Linked DNA regions of Homo sapiens: region 1 is linked to region 2. A link is a contact called in ENCODE Hi-C data. All regions are on one chromosome and are shown on one strand. Each heading gives the region's core, a stretch centred on a gene start or an enhancer-like site at or near the end of the contact. The rest is flanking DNA. Distances are from core to core; before and after follow the strand shown. Region 1 holds the start of ITK (IL2 inducible T cell kinase). Region 2 holds the start of ANXA6 (annexin A6).

The links. A loop is a pair of places that touch in the nucleus more often than their neighbours do. Pooled maps may share reads with other maps.
Region 1: a pooled map shows a loop between it and region 2 (1.8-fold over the local background). The contact joins the promoter of ITK here to the promoter of ANXA6 in region 2. A Hi-C loop is called at or near these places in 1 of 50 pooled maps.

What each region holds. Positions count from the first base shown.
Region 1 is chr5:157,177,219-157,183,450 of GRCh38, forward strand. It overlaps ITK (IL2 inducible T cell kinase), which reads left to right and starts at 3,622. Exons shown (of 17, transcript NM_005546.4): 1 at 3,622-3,897. The coding sequence starts at 3,760.
Region 2 is chr5:151,156,529-151,162,279 of GRCh38, forward strand. It overlaps ANXA6 (annexin A6), which reads right to left and starts at 1,251. Exons shown (of 26, transcript NM_001155.5): 1 at 1,152-1,251. RefSeq lists an enhancer at 1,412-2,268 and a silencer at 2,064-2,123.

The sequences.
Region 1 (6,232 bases), core at 2,372-4,871, 6.0 Mb after region 2:
ATCAAGTCATGGTCAAACAGTTTTCATCCCTTCCCCTACCAATTTCTCCCCCTCCACTGGATTATGATGAAGCAAATCATAAACATTTTATTGTTTTATCAATAATTCAGTGTATGTTTCTATACAAAATAAGGACTATTTTAACATGATAATAGTGCCATTATTACATCTTTTTTTTTTTTTTTTTTGAGATGGTGTCTTGCTCTGTTGCTCAGGCTGGAGTGCAGTGGTACCATCTCAGCTCACTGCAACCTCCGCCCTCCAGGTTCAAGCGATTCTCCTGCCTCAGTCTCCCAAGTAGCTGGAATTACAGGCACACAGCACGACACTCCACTGACTTTTGTATTTTTAGTAGAGACAGGATTTCACCATGTTGGCCAGGCTGGTCTCGAACTCCTGACCTCACGTGATCCGCCCACCTTAGCCTCCCAAAGTGCTGGGATTATAGGTGTGAGCCACCACACCCAGCCCATTATTACATCTTAAAAAATAACAAGTTTCTCAGTATTATCAAACATCTCTTTAACATTCAAATTTGTCTAATTGTCTCATAACGTCTTTATACAGTTGATTTGCTTAACTCTTAATCCAAAGTCCAAACATGCTCATATGTCTCTTAAAGTCTCTTTTAATCTAAGGGTTCCCCCTTTGATTTATTTGTTGTTTTGTTTTGCTTTTGTTTTTTGAGACAGAGTCTGGCTCTGTTACCCAGGCTGGAGTACAGTGCTGCAATCCCAGCTCACTGCAACCTCCACCCACTGGGCTCAAGTGATCCTCCCACTTCAGCCTCCCGAGTAGGCGGGACTACAGGTGTGTGCCACCATGCCTGGCTAATTTTTTGTAGAAAAAGGGTTTCACCATGTTGTTCAGGCTGGTCTTAAGCTCCTGGGCTCAAGCAATCCACCCCCTTGACCTCCCAAAGTGCTGGGCTTACAGGCATGAGCCACCGTGCCCTGCCCTCTATGACTTATTTGTTACTGATACTGAGTCATTTGTCCTTAGCATGTTTTGTATTCTGGACTCATCCAATTGCATCTCCACAGTGTCATTTGTCAGGTTCGTTTATCTCTTGTATTTCCTGTAAACTCGAATTTATATCTCGAAGTTTGATTAGATTTGTGTTTGATTTTGTTTTCTCTTGGCAAGACTCCCGAGTTGCCAGTTTTGTGTACTTCCTCTTGCTTCACCTCAGGAGACATACAATGTCTGGTTGTCCTTCTTTTAAGATTAATCAGTGTGTTACAGTGTTGTCAGCTTCATATGACAGTTATACATTTTCCTATTGGCTTTTTGCGTAATAATTTTAACAGCCATTGATGATCATTGCCTACATTTATTATTTCATTGGCATTGCAAAACGATAGTATTCTGTCACTCCTTCATTGATTAGTTTCTTGGAAAAAAAGAACTTCCTCATTAAATACTTGATCACTGAATTGAAAGATAATTCTTCAAGAAAAGCAAGCAATATGTTTTATTTTTTTCCTTTGTTTCCAGTTTTCAGAAAAACAAGTTGGTTCTTCAGCATCCTCCAAAAGTGATCAAAAGGTTGGGATGCTTTTTTCAATTCTCTTTTGAACTCATTGTTTTAACATTTTTGCTGTTCTTCAATTCATGGCAATTATTATTCCTTTTGATACTCAAATTGTTCCATCTTTGGCAAGTGGGAACTCCTTGAATTTGGCTCCTATGAAGTGAACTTTTTAAAACCAAAACAAACAAAGGGACTATTTGTTTTTGTTTATGTTTTCCTTAAAGTGAGAAAAAAATATTGAGCCTCCTAAGTTTGCATTTAAAAGTTGGCAAAGATGAGTCTCAGTTAGTGGGTTTGATGGCTCTATGAGAAAGAGAATAAAATTACTTACGATGACACTCCATGTAGACTGAGCAAACGAAAGACTCCTAAGTATTGCAACAGCTACTGATGATATTTTGTTTTCCCGGATGAGAACACTTTGTGAAGTCTATAACTCTTTTCATCTGAACCAAGCAGGTGTAAAATGTACTTTCCTCAGAGGAGTTTGTAGTCTAGTTTGAGAAGATAGCACTGTATTATCTAGGTTTGCTGGTAGTGACAGAAACCTCAAAATAACTGAGACTTAGAAAATAGATATTAAAAAATGTAATCCAGGGCTGGCATGGAAGATCCATGGTCACCAGGGTCCCAGGCTCTTTCTATCTTATACTCCATTGTCCTCAACATTCAATTTCCACCTCATGATACTAGATAGCTGCTTCAGCTCCAACTGTTACCTCAATATTCTAGTCACAAGGCAGGAGGAAAAGGGAAAGAAAAGGGGATGACAGATCCCACTAAGGAAATTTCCTAGAAGTTGTGCACACGACTTCTGCTACATTCAGTTGACCAGAAGACAGTCATACAACTACACCTAGCTACAAGGGAGGCTAAAATTTGTAGTCTTTATTCTTGCTGGCCAGATGCCCAGATAACTGTCAGGGATTCTGTTACTCTAGTAAGAAGGAGAGAGTAGCTATTTGGGAATAGTAGCAATCCCTACCTCAAGCCCATACTCAGAAAAAAAAAATACTATCTTGTTTGGGCAGTGTATTTCCACACATATGTCTTAAGAATCTCAGAATGGGGGAGGTAATTTAAAATATACCAGTACCGTACCCTCCTGGGTGTCTTGATTATGCTGGGGCATCCAGTATATGAAATAAAATTAGGCTGTTGTCTGGTAATTTACATTTAAAAATAAACATTGGAGAATTTCACTCCTATACAGCAATAATTATTATTTCATTTATTATTTATCCCTACCCACTACATGCAATATCTGCTTACACTAAAATCTCTTGATTATTAACATAGTAGAGGTAACTGTCACACATTATACTTCAACTATGTACTAACTCTAAGGTGACATGTATGACTAGCACCTACCATTCATAAGATGTATGGGATTCAGTCCTCCAAAGGACCCTCACAAGGAAGCTAAGGATCAGAGAAGTCATGGCTTGCTCAAAGAGAAACAGCATAGTAAGTGACAGAGCTGGGAATCCAACACAAGTTTGTCTGTTTTCAAAGCCCACATATACTTTGTTTATTATGCCATTCTGAAGGATTCACTTATTTTTCACTCTTCCACAAAACGTCAGGACAGAAAGGCAGTCATCTATATGTAGCATTGAGAAATTTCTATGGGCTTTAATTTAAATCTTAAAAACTAATAAACTTCAGCAACATATTTCTTCACTTTAATGTGTGAGGGTTTTGTGCTCATTACCTCTTTTAATTGTCCAACCCAATTTGGTGATGATCCATTCAACAAATTTTTCTTGAACATCTGTTTTATGTGTCAGGTACTGTGATGGTTGCTGAGTATATCATGGTAAGCAAAACCACACATTGTCCTTACTCCTTGTGCTACATGATTTAACTGCTGGATGGATTAAACCAGGAACTATAAAGATTAAACTGTAATCCTTACCACAATTTTGAGTTTACAGTTTTTCAAATATCATTTCAAGCCATTAGCAAAGGCTGTATGTATTTTTTACATATGCCTCCTCGTTTTGTGAATTTTGAAAGGATGTGGTTTCGGCCTTTGACATCAGAGGAGAAGCTCAGCTATGTTGGCTGAACGTTGATAGAAAGATAACGTTGAAGGCAAGTTGCCCTTGAGCAGCTCTCTGAAGATCAACTGCCTCCACATTGCATTCTTTGCCCCAAAACTCTTTCCTTTGGTTGTGCTAAGAGGTGATGCCCAAGGTGCACCACCTTTCAAGAACTGGATCATGAACAACTTTATCCTCCTGGAAGAACAGCTCATCAAGAAATCCCAACAAAAGAGAAGAACTTCTCCCTCGAACTTTAAAGTCCGCTTCTTTGTGTTAACCAAAGCCAGCCTGGCATACTTTGAAGATCGTCATGGGGTATGTGAGCAGTTTCATTTGTCTTTTTTCGCATAGCATTTTATGTTTGGACTGGGCTAATGCAAAAATATATACATAGCATAAAATAGAGCACAGGAAACACAAACATGCTTATTGTAACAACATAAAAAGTACAGTAAAAGTAATCAGAGGAGAATGCAGAGAGCAGTCAAGAGGTGAAATGGTGGTGCTAGGTGATTTCAGTTCTAAAAACTGTAAATTTAACATTCATCAGCTTTTTCCCCCTGCAAGGTTATGTTTGGTTTTTAAATTATGAATAACATTTTAGGTAGCAAGTATTATGATTCGATAAAACTTGAACTTTCTATGAAACATACTAAATTTAATGAAACATACTAAATTTAATGAAACATAGATTAATACAACACTAGCATTCAATGGGATGATCTACCCCAGCTTTCTTATTTTTTAGTGGAAGAAACTGGTGTTTAGAATGGTTAAGTTTTGGGTTCAGTGTTAACGTTTTCATGAATAACTCTGTTTGTCTCAATACTCGTCGCTAGCCTGATCTTGAAATAAGATTTCCCAGGCATTTAATTATCTAAAAGTTGTAAGGCACAATGGCAAACCTCTTCATCTCTTGATAGACTTCTTAGGACACCAGGGTTATTAAGAACAAAGTTTCTGCAGTGCAGACCAGCGGTTCTTACCCAGAAGGAGTATGGCTGCTTTGCTAGGTCAGTCTATCTCTTTATCTAAAAATAGTCTTGTGCTTCTTAACATCACTAATAACAAAAGCAACAGGAATAATCCTAATAATGTAGTTTGGTAGAAAAAGCATTGGACAAAGGGTCAGGAGACCAAACTCTACTTCTCAGTAGGTGATCCAGTCTGGGCAAATGTCTACCTCCTGTTTCAGGTTCTTTCTTCATAAAATGAAAAAACTGGAAATAACAACCTTCAAGATCCCTTTCTTCTTCAAAACTTCTTTGCTTTATGCAGTGGCTCTTGTTTAGCCCTATGCTGCAATTTTTCAAAGCATGTTTGATTTCTTACTGTATGGTTATATTATTTTTACATCATTAGTGGGGTAGGACAAGGATTATCACTTATATTTTACTGAAGGGAAAATAATATTAGGTGCCTGATGGTCACTTAGAAACAAAAGTGCTCCAGTTCTTTGTTGGAGTCTGACTTAGTAGGTGGTGGCATGAGTTTGGGATTCTTTGGTGTGCCAGGGTTTAAAGCACTTCATGAGATGGAGCTCCAGAGGAGGTCAGGCTGGGTATAGAGCCTATGGATGCCTCACTTTTTAAAGTTGCAGGTGTTGCATGTCTTTTGTGAATTAAAAAAATACAGAAAACAAAAAAGTTGCAGGCGAAATAGCTCTGCCTCTTTAGAAGTGAAAAGAATTGCTTGTCTTATTATCAGACTCTTACTGATAACAATTTACCAGTCAATCAGAAAACACATGGAATTACGTGCAAGTCCTCTTTGCTAGGTGGCCAGGAGCCCAGTTTGTGAACTTGGGGGATTTATCATGTAGAGCTAATAAATCGCATGGCATTACTCAATGCTTTTTTGTGAATGGAACATTTAAAGTTTTTGTTTCATATTGAAAGAACAGTCATGTACCTTTAAATATTTTTTTCAAAGTCCATTTTGCAGTTTTCACCAGTTCGTTTTTCTGATTCAACATAGTATCATCTCATTTAGTTAGTATTAATAATTCCTTAGCCCAACTGCTATTTGTGAACTGATTGTGAATTCAGCTCAATATTATTTGTAAGTAATCACAAAACCAGATGGCCTTAATTCAGAATATTATTGGTCATAATTTGCATGTAGACAAGGTTGTAAAATCACCCTACTTCTTTATCTGAGCATTATGGAAAATTTCAAGACAATTACTTCATTCTGGGGAGCCCTAGGCTACAGTTTCTAATTCTTCCATGTGAGATATAGAGAATACATGTCCAAACATCAAATTTCTTGTTTTCTAATGCCTTTTTTACTCTTATAAATAACATTTTAAAAGTATTTCTTTAATTATTTAATTATTATAGAAGTTTATTAATTAGAAATTTATCCAAGTTCCCTGAAAAAGGTAATATATGTGAATTATTATTGTTCATGTCTTAGGTATACTACATGGTTTCAGGCCACCAATTTGCACACAAGGCTGCATTAATATTACTCATAAGTAAATAACATTACACTTATGGGAAGAACATTTTCATTTTTAAATTAAAGGCTTCATTTTCAATCTGTAAAATGGGTGTGATAATAGTACCCATTTCATAGGAAGATGGCAAAGACTCAGAGGTATAATGTCTTTAGGCTGAACTTTTTGAAATTATTTGGCAGATCGAAT
Region 2 (5,751 bases), core at 1-2,500:
CATGTTTTGGGCAAGGGGGAAGGAATAATGGAGGGAAAAGGGCGGACTCTTGGGGGGAAACCAGAGTCCTTTCACAAACCCGGGAGCCATATGTCCAAATTTGGAATTGTCAGAGAAGACCCACTAGAATCTAGGGAAAGGAAGGAGGAGGCAGGAAGCCGTGGCCAGATTAGTTGTCCCAAAGGACCTCCTGCCCTTTCCCCTTGTAGGGCCTACAAGGGTTGTGCCAGGCTTCCCAAATCTATAATCAAGACTCCCAAACCTGCAATCATTCCATACAGCTGACAAATAAATCAGTTTTCAAAGCCATTGTTTCCTTTGAAAGAGACTGGGTTTCTCAACTATGGACTTGGAGAAGGAAATCCAGGCTCAGAGAGGGAAAGCCACCGCCCAAAGTCACACTGCAACAGGGGCTGGGATTCCGATTCAGGGTATTTTGCTCCCATGCTGGTATATGGGGAATTATTTGAAGCCCCCAAACTTTGGGAAGGCCTAGACCGCTTAGGGGATGCAGAAAGAAGGGTAGTGCCCCTGCCTCACCATAGGAGGCCTCGGAGCCCCGTTGGGAGACTGCATTCATAGACAAGCAGTGGCCCAAAGGGGATGGGGTCCAATGAGGCCCTGAGGTATGTACGACCGGACGTTCAGCTCTCTGCACGCAGGCAGCCCTCCCCCGACACCACACACAAGCCATTTTATAAGCAGCTGGAGGGTCCAACGCTCTTGCTCTCAGTCTTGGGCCTCAGCCACACCCTTCTCTGCGGGTCCTTTGACTGGCGTCCAGCTGACCCCAACCCCGGACCTTCAAAGTCTCTTGAGCCCCCCCAAATTAAGGCCGGCAGGACCAGCCCCTGGCTCAGCTCCGGCGCCCAGGACCCTCAACCAGACCCTCTGCAGCAACGGGACTCCCTCCCCTCCCCCTAGCCAGGGCGCCCTCCGCCCGCGCCTCTCCGCCCCGACCCCAGATTTGCTCCGCTGCGCTCCCCAGACACACCCAGTCTGCGACACTCTCGGGTTACCGCGCCCTCCCGTCCCTGCTCCTGGCGGGGGGTACCCATCAGCCGATGACTGGGCGCTTATTTCTTGTGTCCCTGCAGCCCCCGGGAAGGGGTTCCCAGAGCGACTCCCCTCTCCAGCCTCAGCCCACTCACCGCGCAGCGGAGGCCTCGGGTCGCAGACGGACGCACGGGCGCAGGGACTCGAGGACGCAGCGCTCGCTGGATCGGAGCCCGTTAGCCCAGCAGCAACCGCAGCGCGGGGCGGACCGGGAGGACAGCCGTGGGCTCCGAGCCGGACACGTGGCGCGCAGAGGCCAATCCGGCGCGCCCGCCTCCCTCCTCCACCCCACCCCTCTAGCTCCTTAGCTCTTGGAATCTTAGAATGTCACTAGCCCGAGGGGCTTGCCGGGAGAACCTCCTCAGTTTCCAGCCCCCGGATCTGAGACTGAGAAGGATTAGGGGCTTTGGCCAAGGTCACGCGGCCCTTCAGGGCTAGAAGTCAGGGCTCCTGACTCCGGGTTCTGGACACTTTCCCGCAAATTCTTATAAGTCGCCAAAGCTTTGTTGAGAAACAGAAAATTGAGGTTTGCCAGGGGCACTTTATCTGCCTGATCAGATTCCATGCCTCAACAGCCTCATTAGGTCGGTGACATTATTTACCCACTTTCAGGAGGAGAGCCCAGTCCAGTTCCTGGACCAAGGTCACACAAATAGTGGGTTGCGGAGGCAAGCTTCTTCGTGCTCTGGGAAGCAGGGAAGGCAGGCAGGGAGACCAGCAGTTGTAATCCAGCGCTAGAACAGGAAAAATTGATAAACTGAGAATACAGAGGAAACTGAGAATTATTGTCCCCAGGGGATTGGTAAGGAGAAGATGAGGAAGTTAGAAGAATTGGACAGATACCTGCGGAAAGTGTTCCAGGCAGAGGAAACTGCTGGAGCAAATGCTCCTAGCAGGAGGCCACCTGGCGCCTCCGAGGATCAGCAGGGGGGCCAGTGTGGCTGGAATGGAGTGAGTGGGAGGGAGAGGAGAGATAAGAGGGACCCAATCAGGTGGGACCTCCGGGGCCCTTGAAGGCACGCTGTCTTTTACTCTGAGTCAACTGGGGATCCATTGCAGGATATTGAGCAAAGAAAGGGTATTATTTTTGGGTAGATGAAATCCACACAACATAAAATTAACCATTTTAAAGTCAACAATTCAGTGGCATTTTGTACAGACACAATGTTGTGTATCCACCACCTCTATCTAGTTCCAAAATATTCTCTTCACGGAAAAATAAAACAGTATACCCACTGAGCAGTCACTCCTAACTTTCCCTTACCCCTCGTCTCTGGCAACCACCAATTTGCTTTCTGCTTCTGCGGATGTGCCTATTCTGGATATTTCATATACATGGAATCACATGAGATGCAACCCTTCTTGTCTGACTTCTTTCATGTGGCATTTTGTTTGTTTGTTTTTGTTGTTGTTTTTTCACTCTTGTCGCCCAGGCTGGAGTGCAGTGGCGTGATCTCTGCTCACCACAACTTCTGCCTCCTGGGTTCAAGCAATTCTCCTGCCTCAGCCTCCCGAGTAGTTGGGATTACAGGCATGCGCCACCACACCCAGCTAATTCTGTATTTTTAGTAGAGACGGGGTTTTTCCATGTTGGTCAGGTTGGTCTTGAACTCCCGACCTCAGGTGATCCACCTGCCTCGGCCTCCCAAAGTGCTGGGATTACAGGCGTGAGCCACCGTGCCTGGCCTCATGTGGCATGTTTTTGAAGTTCATCCACACTGTAGCATGTATCAGCACTCCATTCCTTTTTTTTTTTAGTTTCAGTTGGAGTTTTGCTCTTGTTGCCAAGGCTGGAGTGCAATGGCGTGATCTCGGCTCACTGCAACCTCCACCTCTCAGATTCAAGGAATTCTCCTGCCTCAGCCTTCCGAGCAGCTGGGATTACAGGCATGCACCACCACGTGTGGCTAATTTATTTTTGTATTTAGTAGAGATGGGGTTTTACCATGTTAGTTAGGCTGGTCTCGAACTCCTGACCTCAGGTGATCCACCCGCCTTTGCCTCCCAAAGTGCTGGGATTACAGGCATGCGCCACCGTGTCCGGTCCAGCACTCCATTCCTTTTAATGGCTGAATAATTTTCCGTTGTATAAGTACACTATAATTTGTTTATCCATCCATCTGTTGATGGATAGTGCATTGTTTCCCCCTTTTGCTGATTGTGAATAGTGCTGCTAATGAACATTTGCATACAAATACTTATTTGAGTACCTGTTTTCAATTGTCGTTGTGTATTTACCTAGGAATGAAACTGCTGGGTCATATAGTAATTCTACATTTAAGTTTTTGAGGAACTGCCAAACATTTTTTCAGAGTGGCTGCAACATTTTATATTCCCATCAGCCATGTCATGTATGAGGCTTTTAATTTCTCCATGTCCTTGCCAACACTTGTATTTTATTTTTTAAAAATTTGTACCCGGCCAGGCACAGTGGCTCATGCCTGTAATGCCAGTACTTTGGGAGGGCCGAGGTGGGTGAATTGCTTGAGCCCACGAGTTTGAGACCAGCCTGGACAACATGACGAAACCGCATCTCTACAAAAAATTAACCAGGGGTAGTGGCACATGCCTGCAATCCCAGCTACTGGAGAGGCTGAGGTGGGATGATCCCTTGAAGCTGGAAGGTAGAGGCTGCAGTGAGCCGTGATTGCACCACTGCACTCCAGCCTGGGCGACAGAGTGAGAACTTGTCTCAAAAAAACAAAAGTACAAAAAACTTGTGCTCTAGTCATTATGAAATGGCATCTATAATTGTGTTTTTGATTTGCATTTCCCTTCTGACTAATGATGTGGAGTATCTTTTTTGTGTGCTCATTGGCCACTATTTGTACATCTTCTTTGGAAAAATATCTAATCATGCTTTTTGCTCATTTTTAAATTGGATTTTTTGTCTTTTTTGTTGTTAAGTTATATGAGTTCTTTTTATATTCTGGATAAGACTTTTGTGTTTGTTTGAGACAGAGGCTCGTTCTGTTGCCCAGGCTGGAGTGCAGTGGTGCCATGTCGGCTCACTGCAACCTTCACCTCGTGGGTTCAAGCAATTCTTTCCGCCTCAGCCTCCCAAATAGCTGGGATTACAGGCACCTGCTACCATGCCCAGTTAATTTTTGTATTTTTTTAGTAGAGACGGGGATTCATCATGTTGGCCAGGTTGGTCTTGAACTCCTGACCTCAGGTGATCCACCTGCCTTGGCCTCCCAAAGTGCTGGGATTACAGGTGTGAGCCACCGCACCTGGCCAAGACATATTTTTTAAAGGGTCACTGAAGTCTCCTGTGTTGGAAATACTGAATACTGTTGGGGGAAGAGTAGAAGAAGGGGATCTGCTAGGAGATTTTGCAGTAATCCAGGCAAGAGACAGGCTGGTATAAATGCAGGTGGGGGAAGTGGTTGGAGATGGGATGTATTTGAAGGTTGAACATGATTTCCGAAGGATCAGGTGGGAGATGAGAAAGAGTCAAGAATGGCTTCAGGGATCCTGGCCTGAGCCACTGGAAGGATGGAGTTACCATCAACTGAAATGAGCAAGACTGCAGGGAAAGCAATTTTGGGAATTAGAAGTGGGGAAAAGATCAGGAGTTCAGTTTTTGACCAGTTTGTTGAACATTTCTATTAGACACCCAACAGGAGATGTCAAGTACGCAGTTGGCTAGTCAAGTCTGGAGTTCAAGAGATGAGATCCTTAAGGGAGAAGAGAACTAAATATGGAGTCCTAGTTCGGCAAAAGGAGTCAGGCTGGCAGGACCAAGGGAAAGCAAAAAGAGAAAGCAGATAAGCTATAAGTCTGCCTTTCTTCATGGCCCAGGATGCATAGCCCTCCTGTGCGAATAACTCACAATCTTATCTGCGCCCAGCTATTGCCAGACCCTCACCTGATAGAAAAATGCACGCAAGCTCCCTGCACCCTTGATGTTATCAGTACTGCACAAAGCCCTCTTCAGCACACAGCACAAGCACCATCCTATAAAATCCTTAGCCAGATTTTGTTTTCTTGCAGTTAGCTTCTGTTTTGCTAACTTGCCCGTTGCACCCTTGCAACGTATTTTCTTTTCTTTTCTGTTTTTCTTTTGAGATGAAGTCTCACTCTGTCGCCCAGACTGTAGTGCAGTGGCACTATCTCGACTCACCACAACCTCCGCCTCCCGGGTTCAAGCGATTCTTCTGCCTTAGGCTCCTGAGTAGCTGGGATTACAGGTGCGTGCCACCACACCTGGCTAATATTTGTATTTTTAGTAGAGATGGGTTTTCACCATGTTGATCAGGCTGGTCTCAAACTCCTGACCTCGTGATCCACCTCGGCTTCCCAAAGTGCTGGGATTATAGGCATGAGCCACCACGTCTGGCAGCAATGTATTTTCATACTTTCTCTAATAAATCTGCCTTTCTTTACCTACAACTGCCTTGGTAAATTCTTCTTACTGCCTGTACCGCCAGCCCCAAATAGTTGCTGATCACCCACGATGCTAAGGACCGAGTCTGAGACACTCTTATGTTACCATTTGGGGAGAGGCCGGACCCGGTGGCTCATGCCTGTAATTCCAGCACTTTGGGAGGCTGAGGTGGGTGGATCACTTGAGGCCAGGAGTTCAAGACCAGCCTGACCAACATAGTTAAACCCCATCTCTACTAAAAATACAAAAAGTTAGCTGGACGTGGTGGTGCATGCTGTAATCCCAGCTACTTGGGAGGCTGAGGC